3 separate regions of the Mus musculus genome follow, and regions 2 and 3 are each linked to region 1. Evidence: chromatin loops called from intact Hi-C (ENCODE). Cell type or tissue: heart. All regions are shown on one strand. Each heading gives the region's core, and the rest is flanking DNA. Links, peaks and the distances in the headings are about the cores only. Region 1 has its middle 92 kb from the start of Gm42315. Region 2 has its middle 25 kb from the start of Map3k7. Region 3 has its middle 50 kb from the start of Gm42315.

Region 1 (10,055 bases), core at 3,350-8,349:
TTTCAAATCCCTCAATCTGGTTTGTGGCAAATGGTTGCTTAAGCAGCTTCTTAATTATTTTGTTCCAGGGTTTGCAGAAGGAGTGCTGCAGATACTTGGCACAAAGCTTAGGGTTTCCAAGCCTTTAACCACCTCCTCAATACTTCAGGAAAGAAGGAGAAATCAAGGGGAGTTAAATTATTACTCTCTTTGTGCAGTACGCACAAATAGAATTGATTGTGGCCCTCAGTTCAGGAAAGAAATACTCACACAGCTGTGTGGCAATAATTTTTATGTTTGTAAAAATTACATTTTTGCTATTTTGTCATAATTCTCCAGAGCAAACCCGGGGAGAATGACGTGGTTGTAATAAGAGTGTGTGGAGTCACTTCGCCATTCTCAGGTCATAAATTATCTCATGGACGTGCAGATTAAATGCAAGCAGGATCATTTGAAATCAGTGGTAGATAAATATGAACAAATAAAAAACAAGTGCTAGTTTACAATGACATTAGGCAGAATTCATTTACTTCAGGAGACAAATGAGTTAGGTACCCGGTTTAGACAAGTTTTTATTTCTACCCAAGGCTTGAGATACCATGGGGTGGTTGGCAAAGTGTGTACCAAGTGTGGTGTGGTCCAGGATTGCCTAGTTTATGGGATGGAGATGTCCTAGACACTAGATCATCTGGAACCATAATGGAGTCAATTCATTTCTTACAGTCTTGCTGGTTAGATGGTATCACCTTCTAACTTGAAGCTGATTTTGAACCATGAGACTCAGAGATGCCCCCAGTCTCTGTTGCCTGCTTTTACAGCTGCCTATTTATGTGCCATGTAGTATTTAATTCCGTACCATAGGCCCATTCACATGTACATGCAAAGAGGAATACATGTTTTCAGGGCAAAGAAAAGAGCAGTATTGCTTGTGAGAAGGGTACTCAGTATAGCTGGACTCTCCTGTACCAGATTATAAGTGGAACAAACTCTGAACAACACTGAGTTTCCTACCTTCTGTCACTAAACAGACAGACAGACGACAGACAGACAAAAACTTCACACTGTATTTGGATATCTGTGACTGTTCAACAAGACACTCCAGAACCAGAACTTAGAAATCCAAAGTCTCATATATACATATGTGTGTCAGTGTTTGGTACATATACAGACACACATATGTATACTCATTTCATGTCACACGAGTCCTTGAAGACTACCCCACTGAGAACTATGGCCTGTTGGTCACAGAACTATTGGTCTTCTGTTTCACGTTCCTTAGGTTGCACAGAACAGGGGCACATCAACACGGTAAACTTGGAGCGATTGCAAGGTAAACTTCTATAATAAGATTCACAATCTTCACTGAGTTGCTATCACTTTGGGAGCTCTGGTTTGGCTATGAAAATACCAGATGCATTCAAGATAGCCCATTCTGCTTGAACTCCAAGACTTCAGTTATAAACCGGGGACTGAATGGTCCCTGAGGGATTGATGGTGACCTACGCTCCTTTGATAGGAATGAGTTGTAATTCACCAAGTCTAAACTATGGACAGAGCTTCTTACAGGCACACTTAGTATGGTGAAATCATCACAGAACAAAACAAAATATAAAACACAGACTCAATCTCAAAACAAAAAGAAGAGATTCTATAATGCAAATTGCTGCCTTTCTCCCCCCCCTCCCCCCCCACCAAAAATCAACTTTAGCTGAGTATTCCTGGTCCAGGTCAGGATAACCTTGCTGCCACCCAAGGGAAGCTCCTTTTAAACATCTTTTGAAAGTCTGTTTTTCCTGTAGGTCATTTCACAAACAGAACCATGTTTCTGCTGGTAGGTGTGAGGACACAGGCAGGAACCAGACAGCTACCCAGGAGAGTATTCACTTTGCATGAAAACAGAAAACAAACAAAAAACACCAGGAAGAGCAAAAGACAATAACAATACATACCAGGGGCAGGAGGAGTCCAATCTAGGTCAAGACAAGGAAGGGGCTCTTGAGGAAGAGGAATCTCTCCCTGGTGGGTGAGAGGGAATCCATTATAGGCAGAGGGGAGCTGTAAGTTCCCAAGCAAGGAATAGAGCTACATCTTGGTAGGACCGACACCTGCAAAATAGTGGGCCCTTTGCGATTCTATGCATTTTATAGTTGATATTAAATTGTTTCCAGCTTGGGACAAATATGACTAACACTGTTATAGAATTCAAATAAGATTTTTGTATGGAACAAAGAAAGGAAAGAAGGAAGGAAGGAAGGAAGGAAGGAAGGAAGGAAGGAAGGAAGGAAGGAAGGGAGGGAGGAAGGGAGGGAGAAAGAGAGAGAGAGAGAAAGGAAGGAAGAAAGAAAAAGGAAGGAAGGAAGGAAGGAAGGAAGGAAGAAAGAAAGAAAGAAAGAAAGAAAGAAAGAAAGAAAGAAAGAAAGAAAGAACCTACGAAGTTGCAGAAGGACGACGACCCAGGAGTCAGGAGGAAGGGGGAACATGTGTCAGGTCCTGAGGCTACTGCAGGGTAAGAAACACCTTGATAGTGATTGGAATTTCTGTTCTTGTACTCAGTATCTGTTCTGTATTGGCAGCAGGAAAGAACCTAAACTTTTAGATGCCTTTAATCCCAGCACTTGGGAGGGAGAGGCAGGCGGATTTCTGAGTTCAAGGCCAGCCTGGTCTGCAGAGTGAATTCTAGGACAGCCAAGGTTACACAGAGAAACCCTGTCTAGGAAAATCAAACAAACAAACAAACAGACAGACAGACAAAAACCCTTTTAGTATCTAGTTTTCTTTTAATATTCAGGCAAAGTTTTCAGAAGATCCATGGCACGGGTCAAGGAAAGGACTACTCTCACAAGCATTACAAGGGAGGAAGGAATAGGTAGGCTTTGCTAGCTCATCAAGATATGGGAGGCTGGTGAGATGGCTCAGTGGGTAAGAGCACCCGACTGCTCTTCCAAAGGTCCAGAGTTCAAATCCCAGCAACCACATGGTGGCTCACAACCATCCGCAACAAGATCTGACTCCCTCTTCTGGAGTGTCTGAAGACAGCTACAGTGTACTTACATATATTAATAAAAAAAAAAAGCAAAAAAAAAAAAAACAAAAAAAAAGATATGGGAGGCAGCTGTGCTCTCTGGGCTGCCAGGGACCCTCACGCTACCTGTTGCCTGGGAACAGTAGTTGGACCCATTCAATCTCACATTTAGTCTTGTTTAACGAGTTAGCTTTCAGAAAACCTTTGCTCTTTTAATTTTTAAAGTGGCTTAGATGATCACACAGTCAATTCGTACACAAGACAAGTCCTCGGCTCAGCAACTTTCAGTTTTGAAGTTTCTGCATCTGAAGACTGGACCCTTGACCTCATACCTTCAATCATCAGCTAGGCTGGCTTTCTCTGGGTGTCTGGTGTGTGCTCTAGGCATTGGTATGCCTCCTTGCAGTTCTAAATGGCAGTTCTCTTCCTGGGCAAGCCTACAATTGCATTAACTAACTGGCCTCTGAACCGGGGGAAATGGAACCAGACATCGCAGAAGAGAAGAAAGGAGGAGGAAATTCAAGTGTGATTTTTGAAAAAGGCACTTTGTTGTTGTTGTTGTTAAGATGTCGAGAGAAAACTGTGTGGATTGGGGCAGAAGAGCTGCAAGGGGAAACATTGACTATTGCCGAATTACTGAAGGGGGTCTCCAGGGTGAGCCCCTCAATGACACGGTAGGTGCTATACAGAGCTCATATACTTGTTATTGCATTGTTCACACTGGTTCTTGCTCTCTCTTCTTTCATTTGTTTTTGTAGAAGCTGAAGAGTATTAGCAGCTTTGGCCATCTCTAGATCAATCTGTGTTGGAGACGGTCTAAGTGACATCGTTCTCCTCCCCAGTCCCAATCAGTGAGAAAGCCAGGGCAGAGGTGGCAGCTGCGGATGTGCTGAAAGTCACAGGGAAATCCAGGAGAAGGAAACCCGGCAGAGCCTGTGCAGGGTCCTCTTAAAGCTGCTGCAATGACGGAGAACCCCCGCTAATGGCCTCCAATCCCTCTGGTCAGAGCAACTAGGCCACTAAGCAGATAACAGAAATCCCAGGGATAAGAATCTAAGCTTTTTAGAACAAGGAACAGGGAACTGCGACTTGCCCTTGAATTCCCAAAGGCTGTGCTGTGTTTGGTGGGGGCAGAGACACAGAAGGCATCCTTAATTGCTAATGATAAGAAACAGATCCTGGAAACTGGGGCGGGGGACACAAGAAGGTGGGGGGCACTGAGGCAGGACACTGAGCTTTGAGGCACGTGTCCCAGTAGAAGTGGAATCAGAAGTCTGCTTACCTGACTGGGGACGTCCTTGGGCTGGAGCAGCTAGCCAGTGACTGGACACCTTCGTCAGTTATTCTGAAAAAATTATCAAGGAGCTTTACTTTCTTTAAACTTAGCTTATTGTGGACGTGTTGCATTAGCATAAGTTCTGGTGACTAAGGTTCCGGTGTTGACTAGAATAGCTTGTTTGGGTACATTGACTTCAGCTTCATATTAGGCAGGCAGTGCTTGTGATACGCACTGCTCAAGTTGGGTCTCCCAGTGCGTGTCAGCGGTCAGCAGTCCAAATGGAGTTGCCCTCATAAAGGGAAGGATCAGGACCGATCATTGGCCAAGACGTGCAAGAAGGAAGAGACACAGATCCTTCTCAGGTGCCCCCATCCTTTAACATGCAAAGTCCCGTATTCCCTTGAGAAGCTGTGGGGCTTTTCGCCCAGTGTGTTCTGGCCTTGAAGGAACACTGACTGATCTTTGGTGGTAACTGTGATAGATATAAATCTGCATTTTTTTTTTTTTTTTTTACCCTGAAAACGCAGCTGCTACAAGAGCCCGAGAGAGAAGGACGAAGTGTTTTGCCTGGGGCTGGTCATGGGGCAACAGGCAGTTGACTTTTCCCTTGCTAGGTCCTCACCGCCCCCCCCCCCCCCCAACACACAGGTGGTGGGTGCAGCTGCTCTCCCATTCTGGATCGGGTTCTAAAATCATGTCAAAAATCTTGTCATGGGGCAAGCTTTTTGCCATCACACAAAAGCAATTGCTTTGTTTTCCCGTGCATCCTGCCCCTACTGTGGTTTTCCTAGCATATTCAGAGGATGAAAGGTGTCTCTGGCCCAGCAAAGCCTGGCTAGGTGCATTGCAGTTAAGCAGTTAAGATTTCAGATGTGCAGGCGAAACACTTATTTATCCTTGCTACTACAGTAGCAAGGATACTTGCAGGGAAGTCAGGACATTCTACTGCAGTTTCTGATTCAGAAGCAATGCCCAGGGACACAGATTGCTGTGACTAGGTGACTGAGGTCCTGTGCCCCTCTAAAATGGGTCGTTGTACATGTAGCTCACAGCATAGGAATTTGGCAGAAGAGGAATACAGCTGCGCTCCCTGACTGCTCCTCTTCTCCAGCTGCCTGTGCTGGTTTTGGGATTTGTCCTTTGGTTGTTTTTATTTGAGGGAGAGGGTAACGTTTGTCCACTAGGTGGCGCTACATCCTTTGTTCTCTGAAGGATGCTCTCACGTTTCTAAAAATTTCTTGGTTTGGGTGGGGACTGGTTAAAAAGAGTAGGTGCCCCACCCCACCCCCACCTGGCTCTGGGAAGTAGGGATTTGGACTGAAAAGCGTGTGGAGAAGGGCCATGCTGTCAGGATGGGAGTCAGAGTGATGACACCTGAATATTAACTTTAGCTCCTCAGCAAAGAGCAAGTAGACTGGTTTTGAACTAGATACATTTGCTAAATGTACAGATAATGGGATCTTACTAATCCCATTTTTTATTTTTTTATTAGTTTGTTAAATGTTAAATACCACCTTAAAAGTTTTGTGTGTGTGTGTGTGTGTGTGTGTGTGTGTGTGTGTGTGTGTGTGTGAACAGTGGTAGTGGTAGCAGCAGCAGTAGTAGTAGCTGGAAGTGTTTAGCCAAAAACTAGGGAGAGCTTAATTCCCCAATAAGTGTTAGCTTTTATCACTTGTAATTTTATTTTTCATATTTCATTTATCTCTTGCTAAGAGACAACTTAATGTTTTCCACACTAACTATGAAATCTTGTTGCCAGTGCTTTCCTTAATTCCTGAACTGCCTGCACTTTGGGTCCCTGCATACCTCAGCCTTGCTCACTCCTGGCATGACATTATGCCTTTCCTGAAGGGATGTCCCTCAGTCTTTACTGTGCTATAATAATTAGCGGGCTTAGTGCCTAAGCAGGTTAGTGTTGGTTCACTTGATCTAGATTAGAGTCACCTAGGAAGGGCCAACCGCAGTTAAGGAATTGACCCGTGGGTAAGTCTGTCTGTCTGGTGATGGATGCAGAGGGTTCAGCCCACTGTGGGCAGTGCCACGATCCTGGGATGTAGAAGAAAGCAGGTTGAGCAAGCCCTTGGGAGCGAGCCAGCAAGCAGCATTCCTCCACGGCAGACTTCAGTTCCTGCCTTCAGGTTCCTGCCTTGAGATCATTGCCTCACTAGCACCTGAAAGGGTGGGGAGTCCGAGTCGAGGCAACTCCCTCCTGAGTTAGGCAAGAAGTAAGAGGTGATGCTTCCACATTGAACAAGAGCTGTTTCCAGCACAATGCCAACACACCACTGCATGGTAAGTCCCCTTGTTTTCTCAGTAGCAAGCTCTCTGGGGGAGGCACTTGCAGCCTAGTTGACCAGAACCATAGTAAGCAACCAGCTGTGTGACCACGGGATACCATTTCAGGAACCAAATGCATCTTGTAATGGCGACTTCCATTGATTGTGATGACATATTCTTTTGGGCTGGATCAAACGAAACTGAGTCTATTTGGCCATTTTTAAATTAGAAATCTGGCAATCGTTCATGGTTCAAGCTAATAAAGCTTCCGTATTTTAAACCAGGCACATGCTGAATGGAACCATTTCCCCCAATATGTTTTTAATTCCGAGGAGCTACACTCCTGATTCTTCTTTGCACTGCACATCCCTGCAAGTGGTAAGGAGATGTTAAAAAAAAAAAGACTGGCACTGTGAAAACTCAGTTTTATTCCCACTCTGAGATGATCCTTCATTGCTGTTTTCTCATTGGAAGAGTGATTCTCCATCCTTAGAAACAACTGGCAGATGTTCCATGCTGAACAGGCTCCCAGCTTCTGCCAGGATGCTGTGCTGTGGCGCTCCTATTCCACATGAAGTATTGAGCTGCCTCCCTTTCCTCACTCTGGACCCAGAAACAGCTTCCATTCCCTACTCTCTCTGTTCATAGTGCACAGCAACCCCCCTCAGAGTTACACCTGACTTGAACACAGGCAGATGAGGTTAGTTCTGTAACCTACACCTGACTTTCAAGTTAATATTTCCACTATGCAAGGAACAATGTGAAAGTTCCAAGACAGTTTTTGGTTTAAGAAAATCAGCAAGGTCCATCTGAGAATGACAGTGCCTTAGCATTTAAAAGTCACTCAGCGAGCACTTTCTGAATGTTGACTATATGCTAGGAAGCGCCGACCACAAATTCTTCATGGAATGTGCTTCATAACTAGCAGCCAATTTTGTTGAGGAGGAAAATTAGGAAATGCAGGGGGTGGGGGTGCTACAGCCTGCAGAGGAGGCTGAAAAGCTGGCCTCTGTCAAGAGTGGAGTGGAGTGGAGTGGATGAATCTCATCTGCTGCGTAACTCTGCCTCCTTTGACTGTGTATGCCAATCATTGAATGGTGAGTTAGGTATATAAACACTGTATTTGTGTGTGTGTGTGTGTGTATACATGTGTATGAATCTGTACCTGCACATACACATGGTATACAAGGTCCAAGGACAGCTTTTAGGAATCTCCTTACTATATAAACTCTGGAAACTTTGGTTGTCAAGCTTGGCTCAAGGGTCCTTATCCTCTGAGACATACAGGCAGCCCAAACAAAAATATTTGTGGAAACTTCTAAACAAGACAAGATCAGTGCTCTGGCTATGCCCACAAGTCAACTCTACTGCTCAGTGACTGAACTCCAGACATCTAACCTGGCTCTTTAGTGCCTCAGTTTCCCCATGTACAAAACTGATATGCTGATAAAACTTACTTTGTGGTATTATTGCAGGAAGGAGGAAAATGGATAAAATATGTAAATCGTATAGAACAATATCTCTCTGGCAATGAAATCCATGCAAATTTTAGTTTCAGAGACTGTCTTGGAAAATTTCTAATTGTATGAGTGTGTGATTGTTGAAGAGCTGGGTCCTGCAGGAGCTGTGGTCACCCTGGTCTTCCCTGAAGTCATCTACATTCCTTATCCGTATTCCATTTTGGATGTTCTGAGATCATTGTTTCATTTAACAATCCTTCAGTACTCTAAGGCAGTGGGCTTATCATCAGTAGGTTCCAGGCTTGCCCTTGGTACTTAAACTGAAACCCCTCACTTCTCAACTGTCATCTGTCTTTCCTCAGCAACATGCTTGGCTATGGTGCTGTCTTTTTCCTTTCCCTGTGTTCACCTCTTCCTGATATTTGCTGAAGTGCGAACTCAGTAAGGCAAACACTCCTGGAGAGAGCTCCCCTGGGCTCGCTTACAGAACCACAGTCCCCTGAGTGACACCAGCTGCAGGAAGTGTGAGCCTCTTGCCCTGGGCTTCCCCAGGAAACGTTCATGAATCCAAGCTGAGGCAAAGCAAAGGCCACCCTTTCTTGAATCCAAAAGTACTGATTCCACCCTTACTTTTGAATGTCCTCAAGAGCTTTAACTTAGGAGACAGACGAACTCACAGGCCTCTGCCACTCTTCAGCATTATCACAGACATGTTAGAAAGCAGAGACTGGCTACATACGTGATTCACAGTGGGACGGTGGGGCTGTAGAAGCTACCTGAATTTGTGTTGAACGTCCATCCTGGAAATACATGGTGTGCTCCAGCATGATATTATTGCTATTATTATTATTATTATTATTATTTTGTGTTGCTCTTGGTTTCACTTCTCTTCTATTTCGTGCCATCCTTCAACTAAAGAGACTTTTAAGCTCCCAAAAGACAACCAGATGTTTGCACTGGGTTTTATGAGAAAAATTACTTATTATTATGTATTATTATTATTAGTTTTTTTAGAGACAGGGTTTCTATTTGTAGCCTTGACTATCCTGGAAACTCTCTTTGTAGACCAGGCTGGCCACCAACTCACAGAGATCCACCTGTCTCTGGTTCCCATGTGCTGGGATTAAAGGCCTGTGCCACCATGCCTGGCAAGGGACAAATTATTGTTCACTGATTTTCATAGTTTTTCCATGCATCATATTTATATATTGGTTTATTTTTTAGGATGCCATTTATAACTCAGCCAAGTTTATTTTTAGCATGTTAAGAAGTTATGTTCACTTAACTTATTTTTTTTAACACTTTTTGTTTGTAGATATGCTGGCGAGTTTTAGGTCAACTTGACACAAGGTAGAGTCATCTGAGAGGAGGGAGCCTCAACTAAGAACATGAATCCATCAGATCAGGTTGTAGGAAGGCTGTAGGGCATTTTCTTAATTAGTGATTGATAGGGGAAGGTTCAGTTCATAGTGGGTGTGATGCCACCCCTAGGCTGGTGGTTCCATAATATATAAAAATGTAGGCTGAGCTAGCCGTGTGAAGCCAGTCAGTAAGCCGTCCCTCACCGTGGTCTCTGCATCAGCTCTTGCCTCCAGGTTTCTGCTCTGTGTGAGTTCTTTCCCTGACTTCCTTCAGTGCTGTGGCAGTGGTACGCCAAGTAAACCTTTTCCTACCAAAACTGTTTTTGATCATGGTGTTTTACCACAGCAATAGTAACTCTAAGTAGGACACTAGGGGAGAGGGGGAAATTAACACCATTTTTATTCTATCATAAAACAGATCAATAATATCAATTTTAGAGAAATCCAGGGTCTGAGAGATAATATGAGAATTGACTAATGGATGGGAAATCTGCATATTGAATTAGGCAAAGAAAATGTCAGCGTGAGCACTAGAACAGTATTCTTTTTTTAAGGCATTTTTTATTAGATATTTTCTTCATTTACATTTCAAATACTATCTCCAAAACCCCCTATACCCTTCCCCCACCCTGCTCCCCAACCCACCCACTCCCACTTCCTGGCCCTGGCATTCACTT
Region 2 (10,055 bases), core at 3,052-8,051, 520 kb before region 1:
GGATAGCATTGGAAATGTAAATGAGGAAAATACCTAATTAAAAAAAAAAAAAGATGTTCCTCAGATGTAGCTCCAAGTTGCTTGGCTCATCAACCCTCCTGTCCCAGCCTTCTGGTGGGTACCTGCCCTTACATGTAGGTGTTTGTGTAATTATTGTGCAATTTTTTTCCTAAATTAGTTATCGTTTTCTTTGTTCTTCAGAATTCACATCACTATCAAAAGGTCAATATTTTACATATACTTTACATGTAATATCATATATTTAGTCTATGTACCAAATGCTTTCACAGTATAAGTGTGCCCATCCCAGTGGATCTGCCGTGCTCTTTCTTAGTTACCCCTCCCATAGTCTCCAGAGCCTAGGGTGGTCCTGATTTTTATTCTGTTTGTTTCTTCCGACTAGTGTCAAGCTGATGATTTATACTAGTTGATGAACTTTGAACTAATCTTCCTTCAGCACTTATCTGTTCTTCTTATTATTCATGCAGAAACAAAAAAATCCGCTTCAGAAATTGAAACTCAGAACTTAATTTGGCATGAGACAGCCAGTCTCAGCACAGCCAGTCATTTTAAGTTAGGATGTTATGTTATCTAACTCAGTTAGGATGTTATGTTATCTAACTCAGTTAGGATGTTAGGTCATCTAACTCAGTTAGGATGTTAGGTTCTCTAACTCAGGATGTTTTGTTCTCTAACTCAGTTAGGATGTTAGGTTATCGAAATCAGTTAGGATGTTATGTTATCTAACTCAGTTTCTCTGGTTACACCAGGTACAGAATGAAAATAGGATGGTATCTAGGGCCCAATAATAGAAACAAGGCAAGATTTCCCTGATTATTACCTCTTTTGACTCCTCCAAGATCATCCTTAGAAATCTTACCAGTGCTTTGAGAACCTCTCTGTATTCTTTTTTTGTTTTGTTTTGCTTTAGGGGCAGGGTATCTCTTTGTAGCCCTGGCTGTCCTGAAACTCACTATGTAGACCAGGCTGGCCTTGAACTCAGAAATCTGCCTGCCTCTGCCTCCCAAGTGCTTTGATTAAAGGCATGCACCATTGCCCAGCTCTCTCCGTATTATTATATGAATCTATTTATTTAAATATAAATTATTTTTAGTCTTTTTTTCTGTTTCTCTTTTATTGTAAACAGTCTCTCTCTCTCTCTCTCTCTCTCTCTCTCTCTCTCTCTCTCTCTCTCTCCCTGTCTCTCTCTCATAATATATCCTGATTACAGTTTTCTCTCCTCTACTCCTTCCAGTGTCTCCCTAGCTTCCCCAATCCAGATCCACCCCCCCACTTCTTTCTCTCATTAGAAAGAGAACAGATTTCTAAGGGATAACAATAAAATAATAATAATAATAATAATAATAATAATAATAATAATGGAAACCCTAACACATCAGAATAGGACAAATAGGACAAAACAAACAGAAAGAAAAGATCCTAAGATAAGGCACAAGAAACAGTCATAGATGCAGAGATCACCCATTTGCATACTCAGGAATCCTATAAGGACACTAAACTGAAAGCCATAATATATATATATATATGCAAAGGGAAAAGAATATATGTATATATAAATAACATATAAATAAGAGTAAGAAGACTAGAATTTAAAAAGAAATAGGAGAATCCCATTGTGATACGAGGAACCTCCAAAGATGGTATCGAGTTCTCTTTCTATTGGCCATCTATTGCTGGGCATGTAGCCTACCCTTTAAGAGTAGTCTGGTTCCCCAGAGAAACTCTGTGAGTTCATATGTGTACCAGTGCAGTTGATTTAGAAAGCCTTGTCTTCTTGGAGTCCTCCATTCCTTCTGGCTCTCATATCCTTTTTTGCCTTCTTTTCTGAATGGCTCCCTGATCCCTGAGGGGAGGGATTTGATGGAGCCACGCCATTAGGACCGAGTGTTCCAAGCTCTCTCACTCTCTGCACATTGTCTGGCTGTGGATCTCTGTGTTTGTTCCCATCTGCCGCAGGAGGAAGCTGCTCTGGCGATGGGTGAGCAAGGCACTGATCTTATGAACTGACCTTGTTAACACAGCCCAAATCACCCCTCTGCACTGGCCCTGTCTCAGTACAGTTCAATGGGTTTAACTGTTGCTTTCAAAGTCTCTGTCTGAAGATGAGTAATTTTCCTGGAGTGTCTTTGGTCTCTTTTATAAATAGAACTTTGGTGGTTGAGTTTCACTTGTGTTGTAGACATGCTCAGACATGTCTGGGTCTTCTGTGTCTGCAGCTTGGCTTGTTTTTATTCTTATGACAACTTACTCTCCACTACTAACCCACTGATATGAGTCATCTGTTTTATCTAGCCCTGATTCTTCCAATAAGAAAATTACAAGTTATTTAATTGGACGAAATTTTAACTGGAAATTTCATGTATGCATTTCAGTATGCACTTCAATGTATTAAACATAGACATATAAAATGCCTTTGTACACTGAATTTGAAATCTTCTAAACCATGTTATTAGGTATGGTTTTTAGAATAATGTTGACTTGGAATTCATGGCCAATCAAAAGTTTAGCTTCACTTATGTTTGTGGTTTTATTTGAGGAATAGTGTTTATGTATATATGTGCATAACTGATTATATTTTATCCTTATTTGAAAAAAAAAACTCAGAAAAGTAAAAAGAACCAATAAGATAAAAATACTTAACTGTCTTAATAATATCCTAACAATGGAATTTGGGCAAGACTAAAATAAACTGAGAATATTGTCACTTTCAAAGGTTCTTTTGACTTCGGCAGCTTGTCTGCTGAGGTATACTGAAAGAAAGAAAAAAGTGCTTGTATGTAAGATGTTTCAGAAATATTCCACTCAAGACTCTGAAGTATGATGAAAGATAGAATGACATTTTGTAGCTCTTTGAAGAGAAAACCCAGTGTTTAAATGACTTATAATTTTCTTATTTCTATTTATCATAATTTGCAATGACATGTGAAATATTAACCCTGTGTAGGTTTATCCTAACCTTGGAGGCTCCTCTAGGTTTCTTGTAACCACTTTTCTATAAGAAGCTTCAAAAATGACTGGACTGTAAGAGTTGTCAGTAAATGTGTTGAATGAAGGAAAGCAATGAACTTGGGTGAGTGTTCAAAGAAAAGCTGTCCAGGAGCATGTGAGGCGAGGCAGGTATATTTTACATATTGATGGAGGTAGCCAAATGTTCTTCAAAATAATGCAATGCATTTTTTTCTTGTTGAACTAGAATACCTAAAACTATATGTAGGTTTATTTTATTTCTTGTGAAAGAGTTAATTTAGGGCTATTGCAAAGGTGTCCGATTATTTATATTTTAAACAGTTGAGAAGAAAATGTGTTGAGAAATGTTGCATTAAAGTTTTGTAAAACAAACAAGCAACCAGACAAAGGCCCATAAAGTTGATGGTTTGTTTTCTCTTGGGAAGTAACATAAAACTAAAACATTTGTAAACATTGCCTGGACAGAAACTTTAGGGAATATATTTTAGATAAAGGAAAGAACAAATATATAAATAATAGAAAAAAATCCAAATACTGAATAATACAAATGAGGTTAAATGAATATTGTACACCTGTACTTGGAGTACTATGGAGTCTTACAAGGAATGAAGCATCAGAAAGATGTCCTCTTGTAATTAAGAAAAGCACATATCTATCCTGTTTTCTTGAAGTCTCAGTGTTTGTATATGCACACGTGTTTTTGAGCAAGAAAAATACAGAGAAAACTTGGGAGATACAAACCCAAATGCAACCGTGCTCCCTCCAGAAGTGAATGGACTGGGCTTCTTAGATAGGGAGTCTTTACTTAATACATTTTTTTTTAAAAGGAAGAAAAGACACATTATATGGGAACATGGTGAGTCACTTGGCAAGCACATAGTTAATAAGTTTGCAGGAAGTTTCCAGATTTTTTTTTTTGAGTAATCCTTTGTTAGACTATAAACTAGGTTAGGCTAAGTTGGTGATTTCTGATCTTGCAGTAGCCATGGACTCTGTAGTTTGCATAGGGGCTCAGGTAGAATTCCTGTACGTGGAGATGATGAAAGCAAAGCGCTCGCTGAGAGAGGAGTGAGGGGGTTTCTCTGCCTTCCCTTTTCTTAATCTTCTCACAGCTCCTAGGGCTCTGAACAACACAGTTTGAAATACACTGGTCTCTTCCTGGGATGCCTTTGATTTAGTCCTTCCTGAAGGTCAGAGGAATATACCAGTTCTGTGATTTTAAAATACAGAGAATAAAGAATGCCTAGAGGTAACCCCTGAGTTCCACCTTGTCTTGCAGAAGACATTTGGATAGGAATCACTCACAGCGTGCTAGATGTTTCTGGCTGCACAATAGAGCGAGGGTGGCTTTTGGCTGGCACTCCTTAGCTTTGGAGTCCTCGCCCTTTCACTCTGAAGGTTCAGGCATAGGATCTGCACCCTCTGTATGGCTAGACAACTAGACCTCTTGTTAAGGCAATACCTGTAAGTCCTGTAAACCGTTGCGCCACCTCTCTTAGTTATAACTAGACAAGCAGCTTTTAAAAGTAAAGTTGCTTTGTATTTAGTTTAAGAATATGCCTTTTCCAGATGCAAGCAACTGATCAAAGGACCTGCATTTTCTTCAAGACTTAAATATTTAATAGTGGAATCTGTCAGGAATCATTCTTTTAGGACATGGACACAATCTCATACTCACAGTTTTAGGCAAACACTCGAATTTTCAGATGATCTACTCCATTAGACCATTTCTCGGTGCTACATACATGTTTGACTTGTTATAATTTTTAAAGTTTTGATATATGCATACTAGTGTGTTTAAAATAACTGAAAAAATACTACTATCCACATAAATAAAATTTCTACCTGTCCTTTGGGTGGCTTAATTGCTCTCTCCTCTCTCTTCTTTCTCTCCTTTCTCTCCTCTCTTCTCTCCAGAAAGGGGGTGGGGGGGAGAAAAAACCCCATAATGTCGAGGAAGAAAAAGAAATCTTTTTTCCCCATAAGGTGGCACTGTGGCTCTTTCAGTCTTTCAAACAACCCGTGGACCCAACTGGTATTTCTCTCCTTGTCTTCCTTCCCCCACCGTTTCCAGGTGATCCTCAATCAGCCTCTCATAAAAATGAGAAATAATTTCAAAGGAAACTCGATACTTACAAGTTTGAGGTAACTTGCAAGCAACTTCAATTTCTCTGTTTAGCCTTCTTTACAAGAACCCCCCCATTCCCGGCTTTGCTTTTACAATAAAGTTTTTATAGCAACTTTTGTTATGGTTTATGGCATTTTGTTTATACTCTTTGTGCTCTATATAATATGATGGTGTGCCTAGCAGTCTCTTATGAAGTAACGTACATAAGGAATCCTTGAAATGTTTCAGGAAATAAGCACGAATACCAGCTTTAGATAATCCAGTTTTGTGGTGTTCGAATTTTCTCTTTTCTAGCCAACCTTTATATTTAAGTTGATCCGTGTCTCCTTGTTACCTTTCTATAGGTAAAAATTAAAGAGCATACCTTCATTTATTTTTGAGTAGCATTTATGACATATCCATGTGTGTGTACATTTATATATATTTATATAAAAAGTATTCATTGGCTTACTGTAGGTTGTTTTTTTTTTTAAATGCTCGTATTCGAAAGTAAATGTTTATATAAATTTGCTGTTTTCTGTATCAAAGTTCAGAGCCAGCTGAGTTCCAGTCTGCTGGCAGACCACAGGCCTACACGGATCTCTTAATGGTGGCAGCAGGCGCTGGGGACAAAGCGACAAGGCGGGTCTGGTGGCTCCTGCTCTGGTGCAGAGGTGGTCTCCAGAGCAAGGGGCCTGAGCCTTTAGCCAGCTTGGCACAGTAAGCGGTCATTCTGGCTGCTGCTTGCTGGGTGGCCTGCGGAGCGAAGCCGTGGGTGGGGGGGGGGTGGGGGGGGGCACGACTGAGGAGGGCAGGGTTTTGGTGTAGGAAGAAGCCTGACGAGTCTGTTGGCCATTATAACCATCAGGGGGAGGAAAAGGAGGAAGGAAGGGGGAGGCTAGAGAGACAAAACCAGAGAGTCAGTTATCAACAGTAAAAACCAGGTAATCGACAGGGCAGCGGCTAGCAGTGGAAAGAACGGACGGTGCGGAGGGGAAACCACGCGCCAGAAGCTGCTGGGTCACTGGCGGCCCGCCGCGTGCGGGACTCTGCCACAGTTTCGGAGGGGCTGCCAGGACAGGAGCATTCGCTGGCTGTGGAATTTCTGGGTCACAGAGCACTGGCAGAGGTGGCCCGAAGATTGGCGCCGGTGGGCCGAGCCAGAGTCCGGGAGCGTACCTCCAGCCCAGCGGACTGAGGCTGGGGGCTGCCGGCTGGTGCCCAGCTAACCCCGGATCCCGGGAAGCAGGCGTCCTGCAACAAAGTCTCCAGCTCAGACACTTCCAGGGACCATCCCTGCCAGGGTGCCAGCTGAGACCCGAGCCCAGAGGGGTTTACCAGCCTCACACTAACTCCATAAATATGCACAAGTGCATCAGAGGAGTGTGTGCCTCTCAGGAGGTAAACACAAAGCAATCTCAGGAAAGAACAGTGCCCAGTCTATACCATAAATCGATGCTTTCTTAGTGATAAGCACCCCGTTCAGTGAATAGCTCCTGCCAACCCTCACTGAGTATTTAATGATTATTAATTGTCGAGACACCTTTCACCCGAAAACGGCCTGTCTGAATTGTCTTTCTTCGCCTAGAAGTGCGAATTAAAGTTTCTTTGTTAGGGAGAACAAAGAGAAATCCCAACTATTTTAAGGAGGCTTTAGCATTCGACTTGGCAAACCAGGTTTTTCCCCCCTAGAGATCAACGCTCTTTGACTCGCCCCCTCTCTGTCACAGCCTCGACAGAGTCGTCTGTGGGACTAGGCTGGTGTTCGTGGGCTGGATCCCTTCTACAGATTAGCAATTTAGCGTTAAAAAGTTTAGAAGCCCTTTAATTCAGTCTTGTACTTTGACATGGGAGGTAATTGAGATCTGGAGAAGTTAAGGCCATCTCGCAAATTTGTGCCCAAGCCAGGAAGGGTCGCCAGGTCTGGGCTCCTTGGAGAAGGCACTCGCTGTTCCTTAGTGCCTAAATTTAAGCTCATCTACTCTTGGGAGCCCAGTACAACTTCCCTTCTTCAAAGTTTGTCAAGAAGGGAATAGCTTCCTCCTTTTCATTAGAAAAAAAAAAAAAAAAAGATTTTCTCTTGCTGTCAGCTTCATTCTGACATAGATCAGGAGTGGAAAAGTGTGTGCTATGGAATAGAGTCATTAGTAAATCCATCTCGTTTTTTGTTTCATTTGACAGCAACACATTAAATTAATCCCTGTCCAAAAGAATCACATTAAGGGAGCTGTCAATGCTAATCCCCAGCTCATTGTTGCTACCTAGCTCGGGGTTGACTTTAATAGGTCGCGCTGACATTTGTTTCTTCCAAAAGACAAGAGACATGTCGGTGACTTCATCCAGACCCGAGAACGTTCCCTTCAGAACTTAGAGGCAGCTCAAGTTTTGCAGACCCGGGATTCTTTGGGCTTCTAGCTGTAGGGTTCCAGCTGTTGTTGGAAACCTTGATTCTAATCATTTAGCCCTTTGAGTGAAGATGCTTACAACGATGAAAAGGAGTGTAGAATCTTCTATGAGGAAAACAAAACAAAACAAAACAGCATCCCACTGAAAAAATAAAAATAGGATGTTATTATTATTTGTGTACTTCCCAATTTTAGCTACCCTAATTCTCTAGAAATAGACTTGGTTGTGCAGGAGCTAGAGTTAAGATAAATTAGAAAAAAAAGAAAAAAGAAAAAAGGCTCAGAAGCAGGGCTGAGAAAACTTGAAAAAATATATCAGTTAAGGCTCTGCAGAGGGTTCGGAAAAAGGGAAACATCTTGGCCAGTCTTGGCAGGAATTCAGATAGTGAGAATATAGGCAGCACAGACCTTAGAGAAAATACATTACGCCAATATGAAAACAGCCCTTTAGACGACATTCATAAACTATGACTATAAAATGTCCATGCTCTCTCTCCTCTTGCCCCCACCCCCACACAGGGATGTGGGTTTCCCTGCTTTGTGGGATGACACTTAAGGAGTCCAGAACTCAGGGTTATATATGAGCCTTTGTTTCGGCAACTAAGAAAAAGCAGAGGGCTGATTCAACCTTAAGTCATTTAACCTGTTTTTTAAAATAGGCTTCCCATTTTGAGTTTTATAGATATTTGGAAAGATTTTTCGAGAACAGACTGGGAACTAAAGTCAATGATTAGTGTACAGGTGCTAGAAAAAGCAGTTGCATGTGTAATACTTTTCTTTATTCTAGTTGAACCATGCTTTTTCATATTGCAGGGTGACTTTCCATTTTAAATCATTTTATCATGTACAAACTCACATTTGCCTGATCCCTCATTTCTGGAGAAAAAAAATCTGTATTTTCAAGTTATTGCAGTTGTGCCTCTTTTTATGGTTTTAGGCATTCTAGTTTTACTATATTATTGTATATTATTGTCTTATTATTTCATATTATTATAGTCTCAGTTTCCATTTTTTTCTTGTCAGGGGTCTGGGGCACAGTATCTTTCATTGTATACGTATTAGGTTCAAACTTGAAGAAACTATAATGCAAGACAGATTGACATGAGCAAAGCATGAGTATTTATTTGATATAATCATAAGTGACATAGGAAGTAGAGAGCTGAAGAAAACAGTCTAGTTTGATAGGTTGTTTTGTTTTGTTTTGTTTCTGTTTTATTTTTTTGAGGATGGGTCTCACTTCACAGCTTGTGATTTTTCTGCTCCGGTTCCCCATGTGCTCCTACTATGATCCATTTAATTTGAATTTTTTAAAGATAGGAAGTTCAAGGAAGAGTGTTAATTTGTGGGGAAATATGATAGGACAAATGGAATGTGAGGCAGAGACAATAAACTGGAGAGCAGAGCAAGATCTGTTTGCATCTCTCTCGTCTTTGGAGAGGTGGATTTTTTCCTCTGAGTACAGGAAGGGCACCCCATGTGTGACTCTTAAGACCTGTGTCAAGGAATTCTGGGAAGTCCTTCCTAGGCTTTATCACCTGTTCTGGGAAAGGAAGGTAGGGGAGAGTTAAAGAAAGATTTCTGTTTGTAGGAAAGCTTGAGAAAAACAGAACCAAAAACACACTGTCAACTTAAAATATACCCAGGCTCAGAACCAAAAACACACCGTCAACTTAAAATATACCCAGGCTCTGTATTTTGTGATAGCAAGTCCTGAACCCTATCTGGAATTTCTACCTTTGAAGTAACAATTGTGTCTTTAAAAGACATGGTTTGACTACGTAGCTTAGGCTGGCCTCAAACTCACAATCTTCCAGTCTCAGTGTTCAGAGTTCTAGTATGATAGGCGTGTACCACCATGCTCAGCTTAAAGTCAAGCTCTTACAATCTCCACAAAACACATTCTTTTAAATCTGTTGAAAATTTTTCTATTTATTTTAATGATCAAACAGATGAGTTTTATTCAGAAAATGGGCCAAAGGTTTTGTGGTCCTAACAAAAAGGCTTAATAAGATCAGTAAAAAAGAGAAAAAACGAAGAAAAAAAAAGAAGAAAAAAGAAAACAAGAAAAAAGAAAATGAACTGTGCATGTCCTCAGACTCTGACAACTGTCACGAGTCTATAACATAAGACTTTAGGTTGTATGGTGCCAGTGAACTAAAACCCAGGTGACATTTAGAGCTTGGTGGGTTAGTGTGGGTATAAATGAAATGTTAAAGCTCCAGGGACTCCAAACAGTGCAGAGTATGTATGTATGTATGTATGTATGTATGTATGTATGTATGTATGTATGTATACATGTGAGTATGTGTGCAGTAGTTTACATGCACATGCGGGTACCTGTATATGAAGACAAAAGGTTAATGTCTGGTATCTACCTTGATTACTTCCAATTTTGGGCTTTTGACTGAACCTGGATCTAACCAGATATAGCTAGTCTTGGCCTCCTGGCAAGCCCCAGGTACCCCACGTCTGTCTTCTTGGCACATGCTATAGTGCTGGCTCTTTACATGGGTATTGGGGATCCAGACTCAAATCCTTATATATAATTCTCTACT
Region 3 (10,055 bases), core at 2,622-7,621, 140 kb before region 1:
GAATAAAACCCAGAAATAGTGCTAATTTCACTTTGAAGTATATAATGAAACTCCTCAAGCATTCAGACTTCGACACCCCTTTCTCAAAATGGCCAAAATTTCCATTTTTGAGCATTTATCTTTCTGCCTTTTTCCGTTCCCCGAGTCTTAACAGAATTTTAAAGGAGCAGCTAATAGATGAAGTATACTTCAGTTTCATGTAATGGATTGGATCAGAAGGGAACTGATAAGATGATATTGGAAAAGCAGGTAGGGGGTTGAAGAGCTGCAGAGCGCTGAGCTCTATGGGTCCAATTGATTCCCTGTGAGCAGACCTGCAGTCCCAGGGCTATTCTGGCTAATGGGAGGAAAACACTCTCTGTTCTCATCAGCGTGCTCTCCTCCCCAGGGACTGGTTACTGCCAGGTCCAGAGGTGATCAGGGGGAGATAAGGCCAATTAAGAATTCAGACCAGGAAGCAGGAAGCAAGCCACGGGGCCAATTCCAGAAGAGGAGAAGAGAAACGAGCCAGTGGGTCATGTCACTGTGAGCAGTCCATGTGGAATACAAATATAAGTTGTAAACCCGTGCTGGAGAAATTCATTTTAGTGGGAGACAGGATCAAAGGATGTTTCGACGACAGGGCATTGGGCAGAATAACTGAGCAGAAACTTATCGCTAAATCCTGGCTCCAGCCCACGTTTATCATCCTTTCTGTGTTTTGGGGACCTTTTGCAACATTAGAAATTTTAGTGGTGTACTTGTGGGAATTGAAAAGCTCAAAACAAAACTAAGCAATTTAGCAATAATTTCAACACGATCATGGCCCCAGTGGCATGGCTGTAAATGACACAGTGTGGGTAATAATGCTCCAATGACTGGGAACCTGAGGGGTCTGTAGGGAGGGGTCAGAAGATCTAGAGGTGGCTCTATCATCTTAAGCTTTAAGATTAGCTTCTTTCTCACTAAACATGTGCCATAATGTTTGCTTAGCAATGATAATAATCAAATTCTACATCTGAGAATGAATAAGAGGCAGGAAAACTTCAGAGGCTACAGTGCCAGAGAGCAAGCTCATAGCTCTGCTGTCCCTATTCCCCATTTTCTGGCACCCTCTGCCACTAACTACAGCTCTCTGACCTATTTTCAGTCCTCGGTACTCCATAGGCCAAGTACTCCCTTACCTTAGTTAGCACAAGAATTTGCTTAGGCAAAGAAGTGCTATCTTTGACTTACTTGTATAAAGCAATAGTCTTGGCTTTTGCTAAATGCAGAGAATGTCCTGCCCTATACACCACAGTCAAACCATACCATTGGAGTAACAATAACCAAGTAGATATATTGGACAAATTCAAGTGCATATCTTCAAAAGTCAAAAGTCTCTGGCTAGCCAACTGGGAGCCATCTTTCCAGAGAGAGAGAGAGAGAGAGAGAGAGAGAGAGAGAGAGAGAGAGAGAGAGAGCTATGACTCTCCTTTCCTAACAAGGCTTCCAGGCTCCCCAGAGTCATGGGTTGAGTGATCACTTAATTGTGCCTTTTCTACTTTGAATGCTGCCAGACGCTGTAGGAAGAACTTTACATAAAATACATGTTTCCTTTCTTGAAAGCAACTCTTTGAGTGAGGTAATACTGCTTTTCAAAGTCAGTTTTGCAGACAAGGAAACTAACAATTAGGAAATCTCAGTGCTTTCCAGACACGACTTCCAAGTTTCTGTTCTAACCCCGTGGTTCTTTCTCATTAGCAGCCATCAGAACTGTCTGAGGATGTCTTGGTAGGCCACTGGATGCTGCTCTCAAAATTTCTCTTTAGCAGATCTGGGCAGAGGCCTGAGAATTTGGATTTCTTAGTTTCCCCCAATGAGGCTAGGACTCTTGCCTTGAGAAACATTACAGTAACATCGCCTTCAAAATTCACCTTGGGCTTCCTCTCCAAGCCACATGGAAATACATAGGCACACCGCTAAAAAATGAAACCCTAGCACTGGGGGTGGAGTCACTTCCACAGAACCTGAGGTACAGGTCAAGCAAGAGCTGCATTTCGTGAGTCCCCCAGCAGCTGAAGTGACTTTGTGGTGAGCTCTGTCTCTCACCATGCCTAGGGCATATAACTTCACTACTACATTGCCTACATTTGTGATTTACTGCTGTCATTTAAAATGAAATATTTCTCTCCATAGTAAAATGAAGTTAAAAGTGACCACCTGGAAATGGTTGTGGTTTGTCAATGGTCAGGCCTTTGGTATAATGTTTGTTTGTTTGTGAGGTTTTGAAAATTGCTTTAGGGGGCCCTGGGGCAGAGGCTTTACCTAATTAAAATATTTTAAATCAAACTCAGGAACTTCAGTTCACAAAGCCCCAGGGTTCAGCTAGCAATTGTTAAAAAAAAAAAAAAAAAAAAAAAAAAAAAAAAAAACTCAAATGGAATAGAATAAATATAATAATATGGGGTATAACTTTTTGTTCTTATTTCTATTTGATGTGTTGAAATAATTAGGCAGTAGAAATAGTAACTGACGAGCTTTAGTTAACTATTAGAATTCAGAGGCTAGTCATTAACTGCTCACAGCTGGAGCAGTGACTCCAGAAGAGGCTACACAGCACTGGGGACTGGGTTTCTAGGGCAGGCAGTGAAAAAGGTACCTTTTCAAGGAACTTTAGGAATTATAGTCCTCTTTCCTGGAAATGCATACTCTATATTTCCTTAGGAACGGCTCTTAGCTCTATAATAAAGCTAACTGCTAAATCTTATTGAAACCAGTTTTTCCATTTCTGCAACCATTAGGGCCACAGGGCTCGCTAGCGCCTCAGCCTCCCCACTAAAATTTTCAAAATCTAATGAAGCTAACAAACTTGAGAAAATGAGTTTGGTTTTGATCAATGGTGACACCGAGTGACACAGGTGTATAATGTGCTGTGTCCCCTACCTTGTTTCTAGCTGTTTTCTGGGCTTTGAAAGAAGAGCCCCTGGGCCAAAAGAAGGGCCCTGGGGCACAGGTACAGTGTAAGATGATCAGAACGAGGTTTCTGAGCTATCAGTAGGCTGAACTCAATGAGCTATAGAAATGTGGACTAACTGAAAGGAAGATCAGGACAAAATTACCTCTAACTGATAACTCCATCACTTGAAAGCAGTCTATCAAGGTCCAGGGATGCCGGTCTGATGCCTGAATGGGCATATTTATCATTGTAATAGCTCTTTTAGCTGTAGATGCCACTTAAAACGGTCTCAAAACTACTTGCTTGCTTGGCCCAATAGATGTTTTTCTCTTTGAAAGTACTAATTTGCTTAGCAAATTCACTTTTCCCAGGTACAGGAAAGTAATCTTCAGCCACTTTTCCCCTAGCTAGAGGAGAGGTAAACTTTAACCTAACCATTTTTCTAATTATCACACAGTTTGAATTAATGGGGTCCAAATTAATTAAGGTTTTATTATAGCTTCATCCTTAGGAGACAAGGTTTCATTTGCCTCTTTTGAGGTATTTTCCATCTGAATCAAGAGAAGATTAACATTTCTGCTCTCAATGCTCAAAGCCAAAGGGTTTCAGCTTCTGTTCTCCTCTCCCACCCACCTGAGGGCGGGACACAGTCTTCCTGGAAGGAAATCAGTCATGGGTTGTGTATGTGTGGGGGGTTGTTGCTATAATTAGGCAAACCTCCCTTGGTGATTCTGATAGGATCCTGCCCTGTTTTGAGAATCCTAGAATTAAGCCTTTGATTAAAACCTTGTACCCCTCAGGCAACAGTGGGATTAGGGCAAGAAGGGCATTGGAGACCCTGACAGGACCCCAGCTAAGCCAGGTCTCTGTTGCGGAGGAGTTTGTCACACAAGGTCAGCTAGGATATCGGAACCAGAGGGAAAGGCACTGACCAGGTAGCATAAGGCAGACCATTGGTATAGGCATCATTAGGACTGTTAGCTGTTTTCCCCCAGGTATTCAACACTGGGTGCCAGTAACCCAGGAGGAAGGAAGTCAAAGGTTTCCCAACAAATCGTGTCTTTAATGCAAATGGGAGAGAGGCTTCATTCAGTCTGTGGATAGGATGAATCCATGGGTGGGATGGAAAAGAAAACCATGCTGAATATCTTCCCGTGGCTTCCCCCATCTTGACTGCAGTGCTCTTAAGTCTATGCTAAAGACAATGCTTGCTGGGTATGGGTTTCTGCATGTTGTGGCAGAAGGCCACTAACCCGAGGAGAGATGGAACATGTAGAGATGATGAGATAGTTCAAAGGAACTCACTGTATCATAGGAATGCTAAGAGAGTCAATGGTAAAAGTCTTATTGTAGTCATTGTGTGGGTTCCTGTGACATTCTATCTTTTAAAGACATAGATAGTAAACATAAATGATACATCATATGTGCATTTTTGAGATTTGTACATACAATATTAAAAATGGGTAAGGAACATATTTTATTGGATATTAGTACACTGTACTTTATAGGCTTTTAGAAACAAAAACTTTTGGGGAAATAACCAGCCTTTCCCTAATGCTCTTACTGTGTTCTGGTCCAGAGACCATCAGAGTTTCCAGCGCATCTCTATTTCAGCTCCTTTAGCTGGGTTTCACACTCCTAAATGTATAAATGTATAGGTAGAGCATTGATTAAATGTTAAGACTGAGAGCATGCAGGTACTTCATGACTCTTCCACACCCACCACACCCATCACACACCAACCTGGCTTTGTGTAACCCAGCTGTTCTTTATAGGTCAGAGGCACTGGCCTTAACTTTTAGGTTTTGGACACTAGGTGGTGATGTTGTGTTGCACTTTCAATGACGTATCCAAGTTTCACTATCGAGATTTAGACATCTCATTTCTTCAGATCTGCACATGGCATGTGGCTAATGCGTTTGCATCCTCCAAACAAACACAATTAAGCACAGAAATAGCACACAGAGAGGAAACTGTAAAACTGTTGAATTTTATAATATTTAAACCTCTCAGAGATCCGTATTCCCTGGCTCTGTTGCTCCTCCTCACATGGCTGGCAGATCTGGGCTTTTGATGGCAACGCCTTCTTTCTCTCTCTTCTCTGTCAACCGCTTCTCAGATTCTAAAAACTCTTCTCCACAGAGTCTGAGACGTTAGCCTCCATGTTGAAATTCAAGAGACATACCATGTCATGGAAGCTGAATCCAAATGAAACTTCCCCAAGACTACAGCTCTTCAACATGGATGAAAATGCCGGAGAATAGTTCAAATCCTTAAAAGGTATGTTTTCTGGATTCAATACATCTGCCCATTTTCCCGGATGATTGTGTGCTAGGTGACTTCTCAGTTCGCTTCCGCTGTTTTAGAAGAACTAACTGTTGACGAAACCCGATGCTCGGTGTAGACCCTACCACCCTTAGTGCATGTCCTCCAGACATGATGTCATTGTAGGCGACGTCATTCACTCTGGACAATGTCACCTATCTTCTCTGTGCAGTTACACAGCGTTTCACCAATGTGGCTCCCCCCAGGTGTCAGTCTTCTTTAGGTATCATAGATAAGAATTAGAAGTAGAATTCCATTGGCCAGTGAGCCTGTTTCCTGTCTCAGCAGGACCTCCATATCAGACATGTCTGGGAAAGCAATGTCATGCCTGGAGCACACTTTTTCAGGCACAGATTTATGAAACCGTCAGCTACTCTGGTTCTTATGACAGGCTGGGTCATTATGGTATATGACCTAACCTTGGATCTCAACCAGAAAGAGTAAATCCCTGCTCTCTTCTGATGAGGTAACACATCCAGTTGTCATTCTACTTTTTCTTTGATTCTCATATACTTGAATACATTGAATTATAATTCATTTGAGGCGTATGGAAGAAAAGCTGGTTTTAAGCTTGAAATATTCCACTTCAAGCAGATAAGGCAGAAGAAAAATTAACCCAATTCCTGTAATCCCACAATTCAAGGCTAAAAAGAGAGGGTCTTTCATGTGGTCCAGAAACACCTGCTTCCTGGAACATTTCTATTTCTTGATCCAAAGGACCTGAACCAGAGATGCTCTTTATGAGCACCCAAGACTGGGAGTTTATAAACTGAAGTTTTAAATATTTTTCTCCAATTCACTAAACAGTAAAAGAAATATGACTCAAGAACAAAGAAATGGGAAGCATCTAGATATCTGTGATTGGATTTTGGAGTTAATTTTATGCAACCAGAAGAATGGGCTTGCAGGGGCAGGGAGGGGGCACAAAGACCACCTGCTATGAATGAATGAGTCTGCTCTTGGGTGATAGCAAGAAGCAAAGTATAATGAGAAACTTGGCAGGAGGAATAGAACTGTGCACAGCACTTATCCCACGTCTCCTTTAGTTTAATTGTGTGGCTACAGCAGAGCTTTTTCAGAGACCAGAAGAAATGTGACCTAAACATAAGGATACGCGAGCTTTCACAAGCGCAGTTTGAACTAAGCTGTGCCAAATAACTAAAGAAAGCTATGAGATTAAATGCATAATAGTTCTAGCGTTGTCCTTAGAATGGAATATAGCACACTAACCAAATAGACCCTATGTTTAAAATGCACTTCAGGTATTATTTAGGCCATTTTGGGATCACTTTTCCTTCCAGGAACAGGAGATAATGGCAAATTCAGTAGGACATGGTAAGAGGATTTCATCAGAAGCAATAAAGAGTAGAGTGGAAACTGATTACGTTCTGATTTATTCTGTTCATTCACATTCTGGCCCATTTGTTCTGGCAAATTTCTATAAAGGTGATTTGGTTACAGAAAACGGCACTGTGTCTCGGTAGCACACAGCTTCCAGTCTCACCCCTTCTGCTGCGTTGTGTGTCTCCTGTGAGACTGTCACTCTTCAGTGCTATTGTGTTTTGAAGTTGATTTTTGTCAAGAGGTTACTTTGATTTATCAGTACTTAAAAATGTAAGCTGGTTGGGTGACCCTCATCACACCCCCCAACCCCCTCCACCAGAGTTTCCCAAAGCTAATAAGTGGCTTGATATTCTATCTTTATGTGTGATATAGGAATGAGTCCTTAACGCTTATCAGTGGCCTGTGACTCATCAGGGCATATCAGCCTCACTGTGGAAACTTTGTTCCTATTGTCTTCAACATGGTAGAAGAGAAGGCCTCAATGCTGGAGCGGGGAAGCTGGCGCCAGCTGTCATGGGGCCGTCAACCACGATCCGTTACTCCTTCAACGGGTATGATCGCACATTATGGTTCAGTCTAGGGCTCTGTGGGAGAGTGAATGATTGAATCACTCGCATAAATCAGCATGGAGCAATCTTGCGTGGGTGACGAGTACCGTGTAGGTGTGCAGTGCTCTATTCAAGAAAGAGAAGAGGAGATGGCAGAGGAAGGAGTTTGCTCTCTGAGGAGACAGGTTTCAGAAACTAGGCACTTTCAGCAAAGACAGAAAAGTCTGGAATCAGATCGCAAGCTGGGGAAAGGCCCGTGAGTGGGCTGAATGGGAATAGGGCCCACGCCGTGCCCGGGTCAGTAAGCGACAGGCTCAAGAAGTAAAAGTACTGATGTCATTGTTTCCCCTCAGAAACATTTTAGACACAGCATCGAGTCATCAGTTTTTCTTAGAATAATATTCTGACTATGTTATGTCCAAGGTTCTGATTTTTTGTGTTATTTTTCAGGTCCTTTGGTGGGGGGCACTCATTATAAGTCTCATACCATGGCACAAATTCTTTCAAATAGAGAACTGACTTTATTATCTAATCTAGAGAAAGCCATTAGACTTTTATAAGAAGACAGAAATTCATATTATAGTAAGTAAAGTTGTAAAAAGATAATCAATTTATAAAGAACTGCTTGTTACAAGAAGCTTTTAAAAGCAGCCTTTCTAGTGTTTTAATATTTATTCTGGAAAGTTTAAATGTAGTTTTGATAGGATAATAATGTACTCATTTGACCAGCTTTCCTAATTTCCAGCACTGTAATTTTTCTCATCTGCTTTGTTTAATCTTAGGAATCCAATAAGCAATTTAAGAATAGAGATATAAAGACTCATTACACTATATGGACCCACCAGAAAGTCAATAAGCAATCGACTCACTGAGCCTCTGAGATATGATATTTTTAAATTCGGTAATGTGAAGGGGAAGAATTTATTGGAAGTTAGATCAGTTTAATTCTAGTTTATTTGGATATTGTGGAGAATAGATATGCCAATACCATAGCCATCTCCTAACTTCCTCTAGAAAGAATTCCATCAGCTGGTAGAATTATCATAGTGAGAATAACCTCTCTCTCTCTCTCTCTCTCTCTCTCTCTCTTTCTCCTTTCTTCTTGTGCTTATTCTCTCTCTTCATACACTTATGTGCATCTAGACATAAGTATTGGTACTACACACACACACACACACACACACTCAGTTGTGCAAGGCACATCATATATTATCTTCTCTTCCCTCGCACAGAGTGCTAGCTTTGCTGTCCACCACACTATGGTGAGGAATTCAATCTGGGGCATTGGGTCTTTCCTCGAGAGGAGGTTGACAAGAAAGCCCTTTATTTTCATTTGCAGCAGTATGGAACCCTTTGCTCAAGCCTAGCGTTGTCCCACGAGTGTAAGCACAGTTTGCAGTCAGAGATCTCTAAGCTCACTTTCCTTGGGGCAAAGCAAAACAATTGCTTTCTGAAGTCCTGAGATCTTTCTGAGACCCACTGAGGTAAGAAATGCGGATTCTGTCATACCTTTTTCTATTCTCTCCCTGATTTCGAAAACTCTTGGAGCATTTAAGCTTTTGCAACCAAAAGCAGAGCCTAGTGATATGTACTGTTCTTGTAAGCAACTTTTGCCGTTAGTACCCAAATGCAGGGCACAGGCAGGCATCTTCTGACTGGAAATAGAAAAGCAAAATCAGTAAAATCAAAATTAGAAATTTTGATAGTACCTTATCATACATGTGCTCATTTTCATCTAGTGAACTAGTTTTATGAAATTGTATATAGTATGATATAGATGTATGTTATGTTAATAGAAATAATGACTGAAAAGCCACCAAGTAATGGTGGGCTTTTTGGGCTCAGTAGTGTGCCTAAGGTTCCACACTCCCTAATTGCAAGGGCTGATTTTGCTCTGCCTCCTGATTCCTTCCCATGACTCTGTGCTCATCCTCTGCATGTCCTGTGGAAACCACTGTTCGTGCTTTCGAAGCTATGCGACTACTCACAAAGATGAACCTCTGTCAGCTCCAGAGCCTCAGAAGAGAACCGGTGAGCCCACTGCTCTCCGTAGCATCAAAGCAGCCTGAATGCAAGCTTTCATTAGAGCTTGTTGCAGGTGTAGCACTTGAAACTGAATTGAGGATAAAATCAACGTTAGAGACTGATTACACTGTTGATATTCAAACATGAGCTTTAAGTGGGTCTGCTGCTGGCATGGAACCAGATGCCTTATTTTTCTTTAATCTTTCTCCTTCTATTTCCTTCCCAAGTGCAGGGCAGACTTAGTGTTGTAAGTTGGTTTTAAAATGAGAAGCCTCAATTACACATTTTCTTTCTAGACAAAAGCGCTATACATATTTTTGCTAGAATGTTTCTATCTGAATGAATGAAAAAGGAAAAAAAAAGAAGCTGTAGCTAGACTTTTCTTACGATTATAGTTGTTTCTCTTGCTGCTTTGGCTCCTGTGTTGGCTAGTTTTTATGTCAACTTGATACAAACTAGAGAGGAGGGGACCTCAACAGAAAATGCTTCCTCCATAAGATCTGGCTATTGAGGTTGTCTGTCTCTGACTCTGTTGCCTGCCATTGGATCTCCTTCTCCTAACTAGACTGCCTGCTTAGGCCTCAGTGGGAGAGGATGCACTTAGCCCTGCTGTGACTGGATGTCCCAGGGCAGGGCGATACTCAATGGAGGAAGCTTCCTCTTCTCTGAGAAGGGCAGGAGGTAATGGAGGGAGGGGTTTGTAGGATGGGACTCAGAGGAGAGGTGGGAGAGGGCTCCGAACGGGATGTAAAGTAAAATAAAGTAAATAAACAAATTAATGAAAGGAGAAATCTGGCTATTGAAAAACATGTACATTTATTGATTAGTAATTAATGTAGGAAAGTCTAGCCCATGGTGGTTGGTGCCATCCCTGAGTCGGTGGTCCTGGGTTCTAT

Evidence for each region. Peaks named below come from ENCODE experiments on the same cell type or tissue, not always from the same donor. Only the 100,000 strongest peaks of a DNase experiment are listed, where the experiment ranks them.
Region 2: a loop joins it to region 1, with 2.8 times the contacts of the local background. A loop is called at or near these places in 4 of 42 quality-filtered maps.
Region 3: it touches region 1 in a loop (3-fold over the local background); 6 of 42 quality-filtered maps call a loop at or near these places.

What each region holds. Positions count from the first base shown.
Region 1 is chr4:31,414,854-31,424,908 of GRCm38, reverse strand. No RefSeq gene overlaps it. Among named protein-coding and RNA genes, the nearest start is that of Gm42315, 92 kb to the left of the region's middle. In heart, for the core only: a CTCF peak has its summit at 5,454 (motif pointing right); no DNase peak of the experiment used is centred there; H3K27ac peaks cover 1,295 bases.
Region 2 is chr4:31,933,845-31,943,899 of GRCm38, reverse strand. No RefSeq gene overlaps it. Among named protein-coding and RNA genes, the nearest start is that of Map3k7, 25 kb to the left of the region's middle. In heart, for the core only: a CTCF peak has its summit at 4,978 (motif pointing right); no DNase peak of the experiment used is centred there; H3K4me3 peaks cover 1,780 bases; H3K27ac peaks cover 1,510 bases.
Region 3 is chr4:31,556,687-31,566,741 of GRCm38, reverse strand. No RefSeq gene overlaps it. Among named protein-coding and RNA genes, the nearest start is that of Gm42315, 50 kb to the right of the region's middle. In heart, for the core only: a CTCF peak has its summit at 4,726 (motif pointing right); no DNase peak of the experiment used is centred there; H3K27ac peaks cover 2,149 bases.